Linked DNA regions of Homo sapiens: all the other regions are linked to region 1. A link is a contact called in ENCODE Hi-C or POLR2A ChIA-PET data. All regions are on one chromosome and are shown on one strand. Each heading gives the region's core, a stretch centred on a gene start or an enhancer-like site at or near the end of the contact. The rest is flanking DNA. Distances are from core to core; before and after follow the strand shown. Region 1 holds the start of DENND1A (DENN domain containing 1A). Region 2 holds the start of PDCL (phosducin like). Region 3 holds the start of GOLGA1 (golgin A1).

Region 1 (3,728 bases), core at 761-3,260:
GCCTTAGTAAATTCCCTAACCCAAGTGCTCAGAATTAGCGATGGGTTCCACAAAACACATTTGAGAAATGTATTTGTCAACCTGCTACCTTGGAGAGCAACAGAGAGATTTGATGGCTAGCCATCTGAACTTTTACTTGCTGGATTTTAATACTGGTTCTGACACTCACTGCTTCATGTCAGGCAAGTTTCTGAACTTTTCTGTAACAAGAAGGGTAAGTGTCCTCACGCATACTCTGCAACTCTAAGTTGGCTTCTGGAAAGTGTTTCTAAGTGCTATTGAAATCCAAGTTTACAACTCTTACTTGGAAGCAGGAGCTAAACTTGAGTGCCTCTTTAATCCCAATGTTTCACAAACGACATCTTTTTACCTCCCAAGCCTCTCAAGCTCTTGTTTGGAGCATGCTTCTAACTTTTTTCTCATTTCCACAAAAATAAAGATTTAACAGAGTGTTCATGCGACTCTTCCATTTTCATTACCATAAGCAAACTTTTCTAGTTTCATTCAGCAGATGTCTCAAGGCTGCTGCAGCGCATCTCATACATATTTTGTAAATGAGAAGCCTAACCACACGGGGGACTGCAAGGCTGGGCAAGGGTCACACTGCACGGGCATCACCTGGACATGAGATGCAATGTTTGAATAATTATTAGTTTCACCCTTAAGGCCCTTCTCCTTTCAAACTTCCCTAGTACAATTCTCAAAATGCTGAAATAAACACATTCCACAAACTTTCTTGTAAGAGGGTTTAAAGTGTCCTAGGAAAGTTGTTTTACAGAAAAGCCTATGCTGTCAACTTTGCTTTTTAATGCCCTTAAACAATTCTATTAGTCACAGAGGAAAAAGTGAACATTTGTTAGTAATTAGAGATAAAACATCTCCAGTTCTGGGGCAGAGGAAGGGAGAGGCCACAAGAGGACCTGGCTGGGAGGGGAGATAGAGTCGAAAGCCACACACCCAAATTGGACCGCTTAAGAGTTGCACTTTCCAAAGTCAACTTCTAAGTCTACAAGGACAGCAACAATGTTTCAGTGGATTCTGAAGTTACATGTATCAACAATTTCCCCGGAAAGCTAACCCTCCACCGGGAACTCCAGGTGAATGAATGAGTGAGGGAATTCGCCAGATTGAGTTACAAAGCCTTTCCAACGATTATCAAGAGCAGGTGCTCGGTTACAACACAGAGGTATCCTCCTTCACAGCCTTTGGACCTTGCTGCGTGGAGATTTTCACAGATAAGAGGGGGGAAATAGAGAGACAGGCCTTCCTCCCCGGCCATCCACACCTTAGGTGGCCACACCATGAGCGGCCCCTCCCTCTAAGAACCTCACGCGACTTCTGTGGGGGCCGCAGGCCTCAAGCGGCCAGGCTGCAACCTCTCCGGACCTGCCAACTTTCAGGGGCGCCCCAAACATGCCCAAACATGGGGAGGTGCTTCCGGGGCTTTCCCACTCCCCTTCCCCACAGTTGAAGGACCATTTTCAGGGGCTCTCCGTAAACCCGGGGAGGGGGCCGCCCTGTAATCTCAGCTGTTCCGACCCCCAGGTGAGGAGGGGACACCTGACCCCCGGCGCCCTGCCACCCCGCGCGCACCCCGCCCCCGCGCCTCCCTGGATCGCCATAGCAACCGTCCCCCTCCCCGCGTGCCGGCGTCACGCGGGGCGCCCCTCTGGTCTCGGCAACAAGTCCCCCGCGCGGCCCGCGGCCTGCAGCCCTGGCCCGGCCTCGCCGCCCCGCGCCCGGCCCGGCTCCGCCCGGCCCGGCCGCACTCACTTGATCCTGGAGCCCATGGTCCCCAGGCCTCCTCATGGGCCCGCGGGCCCCGCTCGGCGCTGCGCTGCCCGCCCGCCCGCGGCCGACCGGCCTCCCTCTGGCGCTCTCCCCGCCCCTTCCTCCCTTCCCTCAGGCTGGGGCCCGCCCGCTCGAGGCTCGCTCCCTCGCCGCCGCCGCCGCCTCCAGGGGTTAATGTACTCGCTCCAGCCCGGCGAACGCCATGGTCGCCGGCGCGCGTGCCCGGCGCGCGCCGCCCCCTCCGCCTCTCACCACCGCCCCTCCCGCCCGCGCTGCCGCCGCCGCTGCCCGCTGGGGCTGCTGGGAAGTGTAGTCCGCTCGCGGGGGCGGGGCCGTGGCCGGTGGGGGCGGGGCGGGAGCGCGGTCACCCGCACGTCTCCCAGGGCGCGGGCCCCGGAGGACTCTGGCGTTCCGTTGCAGGCCCTTACACATCTGCACCCCACTGCGCCCCGCTGGAAACCTCCACTCACAGCCGCCCTGAAGAGACCCTAATCCTCTCATGGAGACCCCAAGCCCTCCCGATGAAACCGCCACCAATCCTCCCATTGGAGGCCTCCCACCCAGCCTCTCTAACGGAGAGCTAATCCCCCGCCCAGGCCTCCATGAAAACACGTTTTCCCTTTAACATCCCGCACCTTCCAGTAAGTTCCGTGCAGAACCTCTTCTCCATCACACCGTCCACTTCCCCATCTGAAGGCCTTTCCTCTTCCTTTCCCCTTAGAGCTTGAAGGAGACCCCACATACCTACAGGAAAGCCACCTGGGGGCTTCGTGGACCCACGTGGTGGCTCAGCTCTGCCCTCCCGCTGAGGACCTCTGCCTCCCTTTATCAGCCGTTTTGGGAACTCCAACATCGAAGCCTCCTGTTAACACAACAGTCCCTGATAGAGATTAACTCAATGCAAATGAAAGGATTTGAGAGCCGAGATCACCAGCCTGCTACCTACCCCTGCTCCCCCTTGGGATTCACTTCCATGAACACCTCAATTTCATCCCCTCTAGGGCCAGAGGGATCATAAAGGAAGCAATAATCACAGCTACCATTAGCCACCCTTTAATGAGCGGGTGAGTGCCCTTTCTGCATCAGACACAGTATTTCCGTACATCATTAGTGCCAATCCTCACAATAATCCTGTGTTCATCTCCCTAATTTACAAAGAGGAAACTGAGCCACATTCCCAAGGTCACATAACTAGCAACGAGTGAAGAAGCCAAGATTAGTGTCCAGACTGAATCATTCCAGACACCTGTGACATAGTCATGCTTTAAGGTGGCACCTTTGGCCACAAGTCCAAAGACATTTTTAATATTAGGCTTTTTTTCCTTTTTTTTTTTTTTTTTCCAATTTTCTGTCCCGAAATGCCATTCATCACTTCTGCCATTTTAGTTCTTATAAATGCATGGAGTGCCTCCCCACCCTACCCCCACCCCATAGCCTCTACGTAACTGGTCCTGCGTCCTAGCTCCCGGCCAGGATGGGAGGAAAGAAAGCCAGAAGATAAGTCGTAGAAGACTTCTTCTGTTGGAGTCACCTTCTGAATAAAGATAGTTTCTCCCTTTTGCCTCTGCCTTTAGGTTGTTGAAGTCAAAGGGTAAACTTTTTAAAATGAAAACCAAAAAAAAAGTGAAAATGTCCAAACTGTCATTTTGAATTTAAAGTCTTATGCACCCAGACACCAATACCGACTTGTAAACACCCCCAGGAGCAAAGCTCTGCTAGACAGGCAGGAGCTCTGTGGTGTTTATTCACCTATGAAACTTCTCCAAGGAACAGTTGCTATCAAGATCTTCCCTGGAATGGGAGCCAGTTCAAAAGCTCTGAGCAGGAGACTATAAATAAAACAAAGTTATTGGTGGAGGGCAAAGCTGGCTGCTTTTCAAAGGAGGTTGTAGCCATCCTGGCCACAAATATGTCTGGGTGCCTGCTGGGTGGGGTGT
Region 2 (3,728 bases), core at 341-2,840, 1.1 Mb before region 1:
CTCAGATAAAGGAAGAGTCTTCACCAAGCTTAACAGCGAATGACGGAGCTGGGACCAGACCCCAGGGATTCCTGACTCCAAGAGCCTGAGGTATAAATTACTCTAGTCTGAGTTAAGTGTACAAGCCACCTGCACTGGCTTGGAGGAATCTACTGACTAGTGGTTTTATCTGTGCTTTTAGTTTTCCCACCAGCTAAGACTGCTGCCTAATTGAAAAATTGTTTAAGTATCCTCAGGAAAAACCCCAAAAAGAGGCATCAAGAGTACAATGCTGAGTCACTATTTGTCTAGGCAATCACTCTCTGTCACCAGCCTTCAACTTCCCAGACAACACCCTGAGGGCTTGGATGGATGGTCTCTGAAACGCTACCTATTCTGACAGTTTAAAAGAAGGGCCCATACAAAGATTTTAATAACTCCCAAGGGTTTAAAGGACTATGATGGCCGGGCTCGCGCAGGTAATCCCAGCACTTAGGGAGGCCGAGGAGGGAGGATCACTTGAGACCAGGTATTCGAGACCAGCCTGGCTAACATGGCGAAACTCTTGTCTCTACTAGTAAAAGCAAACAAACAAACAAACAAAAATTAGCCAGGTGTGGTGGCGGGTGTCTGTTTTCCCAGCTACTCAGGAGGCTGAGGCACGAGAATCTCTTGAATCCGGGAGGCGGAGGTTGCAGTGAGCCAAGATCACGCCACTGCACTCCAGCCTGGGAGACAGAGCGAGACTCTGTTTCAAAAAAAAATAAAAACTAAAAATATAAAGGACCAGGCTTCTGCATCAGAAGTAGCCAAGGGCATTCTGATGAAAAGATGCAGCTTAGCCCCCAGAGGCCTGCTTGAGAATTCAGCAGGAATGCGGCTGCCTTAAAGACTTATCACCGGGCCTATCATACTCCATTTACAAAGTGACTCTCTCCCACCGGGCAAGGAGTTCTTGAACGTAGGGACCTCTAGTCACTACCTCTATCCCCAAAGCCCAGCACAATGCCGCTGCACAATTTGCTAAACTCGCAGCCTGGGTCAACGGGAGAATCGGAGGACTCCAGCAGTCAGATGCAAAGGAGACAGGGATCATGGAGAGACAGGTGGAGGTGCCAAGAAGGAACAAAACCAAACTTAAGGCCCAGGAATGGGCCAAGCGGGGGACACAGCAGCGGCGGAGGGGAGGGAAGGAGTTGCGCTCCTAAAGGAGGGACCGCTGCGGGGAGGAGACGAGGGCGGGCCCCCTGGAGACGCGAGCAGAGGAGGCGGGGCCCCCGGACGGGAAGCAGAGGGGTGTGTGGAGCTTTTGGGGGAAGGCTGGAAGGGCCCGGGGGAGGTGGGGCCAGAGGAGGAAAGGGGACGAGGAAGACGCGGAGAACTTGGGGGTCGAGACAGAGCGAAGAAGGGGCAGTTTTACCCAAGCTCGCCAACCCCACTCCCTCCCGTAGTCCGCAGCTGCTGCCGCTTCCCGGTGGACCCCAATGCAGTTACCTGCCCTAGCTCGCTCCGGATCCCTTTGGGCCAGCAGCTCCGGGCGCCGGAAGGAATGGAGCACTTTCTTAAGAGGAAGAGCAGTGGGTCAGCGCCCTGAGCGCTAAAGAGAAAAGCCGCCGAAGCCCGACAGCGCGGACCAATGAGGCGGCCTTCCTGCGTCGTGGCGGACGCGCATTGTCCAATCAGAAGCCGCTACTCCCAGCTGAGGGGCAGGGGAGAAGCTACGGGTCCTACCTTGGAACAAAACACCTCGACAACAACGCTCTCCTAATTGCTTTGTTTTGGTTTTAATCTGCACAACAAAAAAGTGAATTGTATGACCCAGCGTCAAGCAATAAGAAAAATGTATTCACAGGCCGGGCGCGGTGGCTCACGCCTGTAATGCCAGCACTTTAGGAGGCCGAGGCGGGCGGATCACTTAAGGTCATGAGTTCAAGACCAGCCTGGCCAACACGTTGAAAACCCGTCTCTACTAAAAATACAGAAATTAGCCGGGCCTGGTGGCCGACGCCTGTAATCCAAGCTACTCGGGAGGCTGAGGCAGGAGAATCGCTTAAACCCAGGAGGCAGAAGTTGAAGTGGGCCGAGATCGCGCCACTGCACCCCAGCCTGGGCGACAGAGCGAGACTGTCTCAAAAAAAAAGAAAGAAAGAAAAGAAAAATGTATTCACTTCCCTTCGAAGTTTCCGAAGCCATTCAAAGTGTGTTTTTTATTGGTTCTTCATCGCATCACGTCTATTAGACGGAAAAGTGACTCAGAGACGTTCGGTAATTTGCCCGAGAGCACAAATCCCTCAAGTACAGGGCATAGATTAAAATATATATATATATTTTTTTGACGGAGTTTCGCTCTTCTTGCCCAGGCTGGAGTGCAGTGACGCGATCTCGGCTCACTGCAACCTCCGCCTCCCGGGTTCAAGAGATTCTCCTGCCTCAGCCTCCAGAGTAGCTGGGATTACAGGCGTCCGCCAGCAGACCCGGCTAATTTTTTCTATTTTTAGTAGAGACGGGGTTTCACCATTTTAAAGAAGCGGCAGCCAGGAGTGGTGGCGCGCGCCTGTAGTCCCAGCTACGCAGGAGGCTGAGGCGGGAGGATCGCTCAGCCCAGGACTTGGAGGCCAGCCTGGGTGACAGAGCAGGAATGTAATGTGAAATCCGGAATTGGCTCCTGGTATAGAAAAAGGACATGGGGCCGGGTGCGGTGGTTCACTCCTGTAATCCCAGCACTTTGGGAGGCCGAGGCGGGCAGATCACCTGAGGTCAGGAGTTCGAGACCAGCCTGGCCAACATGGCGAAACCCCGTCTTTACTAAAAATACAAAAATTAGCCGGGCATGGTGGTGCACACTTGTAATCCCAGCTACTCGGAGGCTGAGGCAGGAGAATCGCTTGAACCCGGGAGGCGGAGGTTGCAGACAGCTGAGATCGCACCACTGCACTCCAGCTTGGGGGTCAAGACTGAGACTCCGTCTCAAAAAAGAAAAATAAAAAGGACATGAATGGGACAACTGACGAAATTTGAATAAGGCCTATTAATTCATATTAGTAGTATTGTATCAATAGTTTTAATAATTATACTATGTAAGATGTGAACTTTTGGAGATTCTATTAGATGAAGAATCTAGGGAAGCACTATCCTATTTTTGCAACTTTGTTTTCTTCTTCCAGGGTAAAGCCATACTATGATATTTTGCAACTTTTTTTTCTTTTTCCTCAGGCATACTTTGTCGTCTGTTTTTGCAACTTTTTTAAAACCTAAAATGATTTCAAATTCTGAGCCCTTGTTGAAGTATCCAATACACAACCGTGAAGTTGCTCATAGAAAGCTTTGGGTAAATTGAATCATAGAAAATATTCTAGAAAGATACACTGTTTAAAATAGGGCTCTTAATTTGGGGTAGGGGATCTTAATTTGTGGTTCTAGGACCACCTGAAATTGTCTGCAAATTTCTGTACCTGCCTGTTTTCAGAGAGGCTGTTTGCTGAGGCCCTCAGAGGAGTCAAAAAATACCACACACAAACACACACCCATTCAAGAATACTGTATTAATAAGTCCGTTTTCATACTGCTGTAAATAAATAACCCAGTGTCAGGCAGTTCATACTGCTATAAAGAACTGCCCGACACTGGTTTATTTATTTATTTATTTATTTAAGACGGAGTCTTACTCTGTTGCCAAGGCTGGAGTGCAGTGGCGCAATTCTCGGCTCACTGCAATCTCCGCCTCCCAGGTTACAGGCTCCCGCCACCAC
Region 3 (3,728 bases), core at 358-2,857, 1.0 Mb after region 1:
TGAACATTTTCTAGAGACGCTGTGTGGTTTTGAGTTTGATAAAATTACCTCCAATGAGTTTATTTTCTTTCTTTCTTTTTTTTTTTTTTTTTTTTTTTTTTTTTGAGATGGAGTTTCGCTCTTGTTGCCTAAGCTGGAATGCAATGGCACTATCTCGGCTCACCGCAACCTCCACCTCCTGGGTTCAAGCGATTCTCCTGCCTCAGCCTCCCGAGTAGCTGGGATTACAGGAATGCGCCACTATGCCCGGCTTATTTTATATTTTTAGTAGAGACGAGGTTTCTCCGTGTTGGTCAGGCTGGTCTCAAACTCTTGACCTCAGATGATCCACCTGCATTGGCCTCCCAAAGTGCTGGGATTACAGGCATAAGCCACTGCGCCCGGCCTCACAGTTTCTTTTCTTAAGAATGTTTGACATGATATTCAAAGTAAGATTCAAAAACCTTTTCCTCCTAATGGTGTATAAAACACTAATATTCTGGTTCCAACCTTAACTTTCCATGTTTTGTGGAGGATACCTAAGCTCTGCTCTGAGATACACAAATGCCATCTTACCACTTCAGATCCTCCATTAAGGCTGTACAATTCTTCAGAAACTTTACTTTCAATGTGTGTAAACCACTTACTCACCTGGCTTATCTACTAGATTTAAAACAGCTTGGAGGTCAAAGCATTCTGTCCTGCATGAAGACAAAGATAAAATGCATTGGGTATTTCTTTTCAAGTGTATGGCCAAAATGTTGGGTGGGGATAGGGGGAAGAAGTGAAGGAAGAGGAGGGGCAGAAGAAGGATTAAAGGGGGTAAGAAAACCTGTCACAACTCTCAATGGGATACCCTCCCTAACCCTGATCTCCTATGAAATTGTTTTTTGCCTAAGAGCTTCACTTACAAGCGCATAGAACAGAATTGATCACCGCAGCGGGTGCCTAAATTCACTTCTCCCTGGGAGCCCTGAGCAAAACAATTTGAATGAGGTTAAGTTTTCCTGGAGCCAGTATTTATTTCTCAGTTGATTACTACACTCACATACTGTTTACCCGGCCAGACCCTGGGCGTCTGGTCACGGATGTGCACTGACAAAAAGCAAGGCAAAATTGGGTAAAGACAGATGTCTAACCCCCAGGGAGGCAGGCAGGTGCCTGCCACGGCAGTTTGGATCTCACTCCCTCAGGCTACCTCCAGCCCCGCCCGTGCTTTGGACTGTCAAAGAAAGGAAGGATCCAACATCTCTCCCATTTGACAGCAAGGAAACTGAGCCCTAGAGAGGAGGAGCGACTTGTCCAAGGTCGCGCAGGGAGGAATCCCGGAACCCTAGGCTCCAGACTCCCAGGCCGGGGCAGCCCGCCTCCGCCCCCACTCTCACCCTTTCAGCACCCCGGTGCCGCCCCCCGCCTTGGGGCTCGGGCAACCCTGACCGGGCCGCTGTGGGGACAGACCGAGGCCACTGGGAGAATAAGGGGCCTGCTCGCATTCCCGGAGTCCTGGCCCGCGCACCTGCCTCTCTCTGGGAAGCCAGCAAAGCCCCGCCTCCCGGGCCTCTCGTGAGCCCCGGCCCGCGTCACCAACCCCCACCGCCCAGCCGGCGAGCCGAGCAGCGACCCGGAACCGCACGTCTCCCAGCGCGCCGGAAGTGACTGCGCGGTGGGGGGAGGGGGTTGGTCCGACGCGCGCATGCGCCCGTGCGCGGCCTTGGCGGCTACTGTTACCACCTCTGAGCGGCGACTGGGCCGGAACGGCTGGAGTTCTCGGGTGCCCAGCCGGGCGCTCCCTCAGCCCAGTTCGCCACGTCAGCGAGCGGCCAGAGCCACAGATGATGACTGAGTCTCCGAGGCCTCTCGGTCTTTTTCTATTTTAACAGGGGCGCGTGCAGAGCGTGGTAAGTGGGAGGGGCTTCGTGTCAAAAGTAAAAGAACCCAGTCGGTGCCACAGGCCCCGCTGTGCTGTGCTGGCTACAAACCCGGCCGGGGCTGCACTGCTTGGCCAGGCGCCCCCCCGCGCCGCCCGGTCCCGCCGCACCCTAGGCAGCTGCCTTGCCACCGTGTGACCCGGGAAGTCTGCGCCTCCAGCTTCACTCACAAGCCAGTAGCTCCAGAAACTAGTCCTGGGACCTTACACCTTGAGACCAGTTTTTAGACTTTGGCGCCTGTCACCTACTGTAGATGATGCGTTTTATATCGCAACCGAGTACATAACGTCCAGCAGAACCACGTTCTTACTATGTAATGCACTTAAAAACGCTGGTGGCAGCTCACTATATTGGATTAGCTTCACCATCCGCTGCTGGGCCGTCTCCTTTCTGCTTAGGAAGGAAGTTGAAAACATCAAAAGTGCACGGCGCGCGCTTCTGTGGTCCCAGCTACTCGGAAGACCGAGGTGGGAGGATCTCTTGAGACCAGGGCTTCCAGACCAGCCTGGGCACCGTGGCGAGACTCCGTCTCTTTAAATAAATAGCAATCATGCAGGCAGTAGGAAAATAAACAAAAGAGGAAAAACTATCTTGTTCCAAGTCACAGTCCAGGCCGGGCGCGGTGGCTCACTCCTGTAATCCCCACACTTTGAGAAGCCGAGGCGGGTGGTTCACCCGAGGTCAGGAGTTCAGACCAGCCTAACATAGCGAAACCTCGTCTCTACTAAAAATACAAAATTAGCCGGGCATGGTGGCCCATGCCTGTAATCCCAATTACTTGGGAGGCTGAGGCAGGATAATCGCTTGAACCCGGGAGGTGTAGGTTGCAGTGAGTCAAGATCGCGCCATTGCACTCCAGCCTGGGCAACAAGAGCGAAACTCTATCTCAAACAAAAAGTCACGGTCCAAATCAGTACCCTAAGTCAGGTCCCTGAACTCGTCAATGCCAAGCCAGCCATTCCACCTTAAGGAACTCTGGTTCCATCCCCAGACTCAACACAAGCCCAAGAATAAGCAGATTCCACCCAATTCTTCAACAGTCCCTTCCCTCGCGTGTTCCAGTTCTGACCTGCAGGAGCAGGGCAGGGAAAAAACCAAAACCAGGATTCAAACATTGACAAACTAACAAGAAGCATCAACCCCAAGATAGTTCAAAGCCTCTGAGATATTTGAATGAAGCAAACCCTAACAGTTCAGCTGTCAATACCGAAAAAGTACCAAAAACTTTAAGCAAATAATGTTTATTTTTATATTGATGATACACTTAATATATATGTGGATTCAAGGTACAAAATTCATGTACAAGAGTTCACACCTGATGAATGTAGACACATTCCTAGAGAACATTTATCAATGTGAAAATTTCTTTAATACACTGACAACAAAAATCAAATATTCTCTAATCTCGTTATTCAATAAACATCAAAACAACGTTTCAGTTTTCATCCTCTAGTACTGAAGTGCCCTCAAGGTGGTAGGCACTGTATAGCAGGAGAAAACATTGGAAAGCCTACTGAATCCGCTCTGCAGAATCACAGTGTTTACTCTGAAATTCATTTAGTGAAGTAGTGGAAGGCTATCTTTTATGACAAATCACATCTCATACAAGAGTCAAAAGTGATGAACTCAAGAAAATAAAATGTTTCAAGAACTTCTCAATTTCTAAAATCTATGGAGTATTAACCATAACAGACAAAGAAGAAAAAGGCTGCTGGAAAGGAAGAAAAAAACATCCTGTTTAAGAGAACGTATGGCTTAAGCAATTTAGAACACAACTGACAAGACTTTTACAATACCACAAATGTTCAAGTCAAATGATAG

The links. Hi-C counts contacts between places; a loop is a spot of excess contacts on that map. ChIA-PET counts read pairs that join two places held with the same protein, here RNA polymerase II (POLR2A). Pooled maps may share reads with other maps.
Region 2: a loop to region 1 is called in a map of CD8-positive, alpha-beta T cell, with 9 times the contacts of the local background. The contact joins the promoter of PDCL here to the promoter of DENND1A in region 1. A Hi-C loop is called at or near these places in 2 of 168 maps with a recorded cell type or tissue (CD8-positive, alpha-beta T cell and naive thymus-derived CD4-positive, alpha-beta T cell), 1 of 37 single-sample maps with no recorded cell type and 9 of 50 pooled maps. POLR2A ChIA-PET finds 5 or more read pairs at or near these places in 1 of 52 experiments (H1).
Region 3: a map of CD8-positive, alpha-beta T cell shows a loop between it and region 1 (39-fold over the local background). The contact joins the promoter of GOLGA1 here to the promoter of DENND1A in region 1. A Hi-C loop is called at or near these places in 2 of 168 maps with a recorded cell type or tissue (CD8-positive, alpha-beta T cell and naive thymus-derived CD4-positive, alpha-beta T cell) and 5 of 50 pooled maps.

What each region holds. Positions count from the first base shown.
Region 1 is chr9:123,928,116-123,931,843 of GRCh38, forward strand. DENND1A (DENN domain containing 1A) reads right to left here and starts at 2,011. Exons shown (of 24, transcript NM_001352964.2): 1 at 1,774-2,011. The coding sequence starts at 1,790. RefSeq lists enhancers at 868-947, 883-1,568, 1,198-1,397 and a silencer at 1,748-2,237.
Region 2 is chr9:122,826,998-122,830,725 of GRCh38, forward strand. PDCL (phosducin like) reads right to left here and starts at 1,591. Exons shown (of 4, transcript NM_005388.5): 1 at 1,474-1,591. RefSeq lists an enhancer at 1,493-1,787.
Region 3 is chr9:124,939,476-124,943,203 of GRCh38, forward strand. GOLGA1 (golgin A1) reads right to left here and starts at 1,608. Exons shown (of 23, transcript NM_002077.4): 1 at 1,496-1,608; 2 at 631-680. It overlaps SCAI (suppressor of cancer cell invasion), which reads right to left. Exons shown (of 18, transcript NM_001144877.3): 18 at 3,133-3,728. RefSeq lists enhancers at 1,200-1,700, 1,701-2,201 and silencers at 1,283-1,652, 1,983-2,042.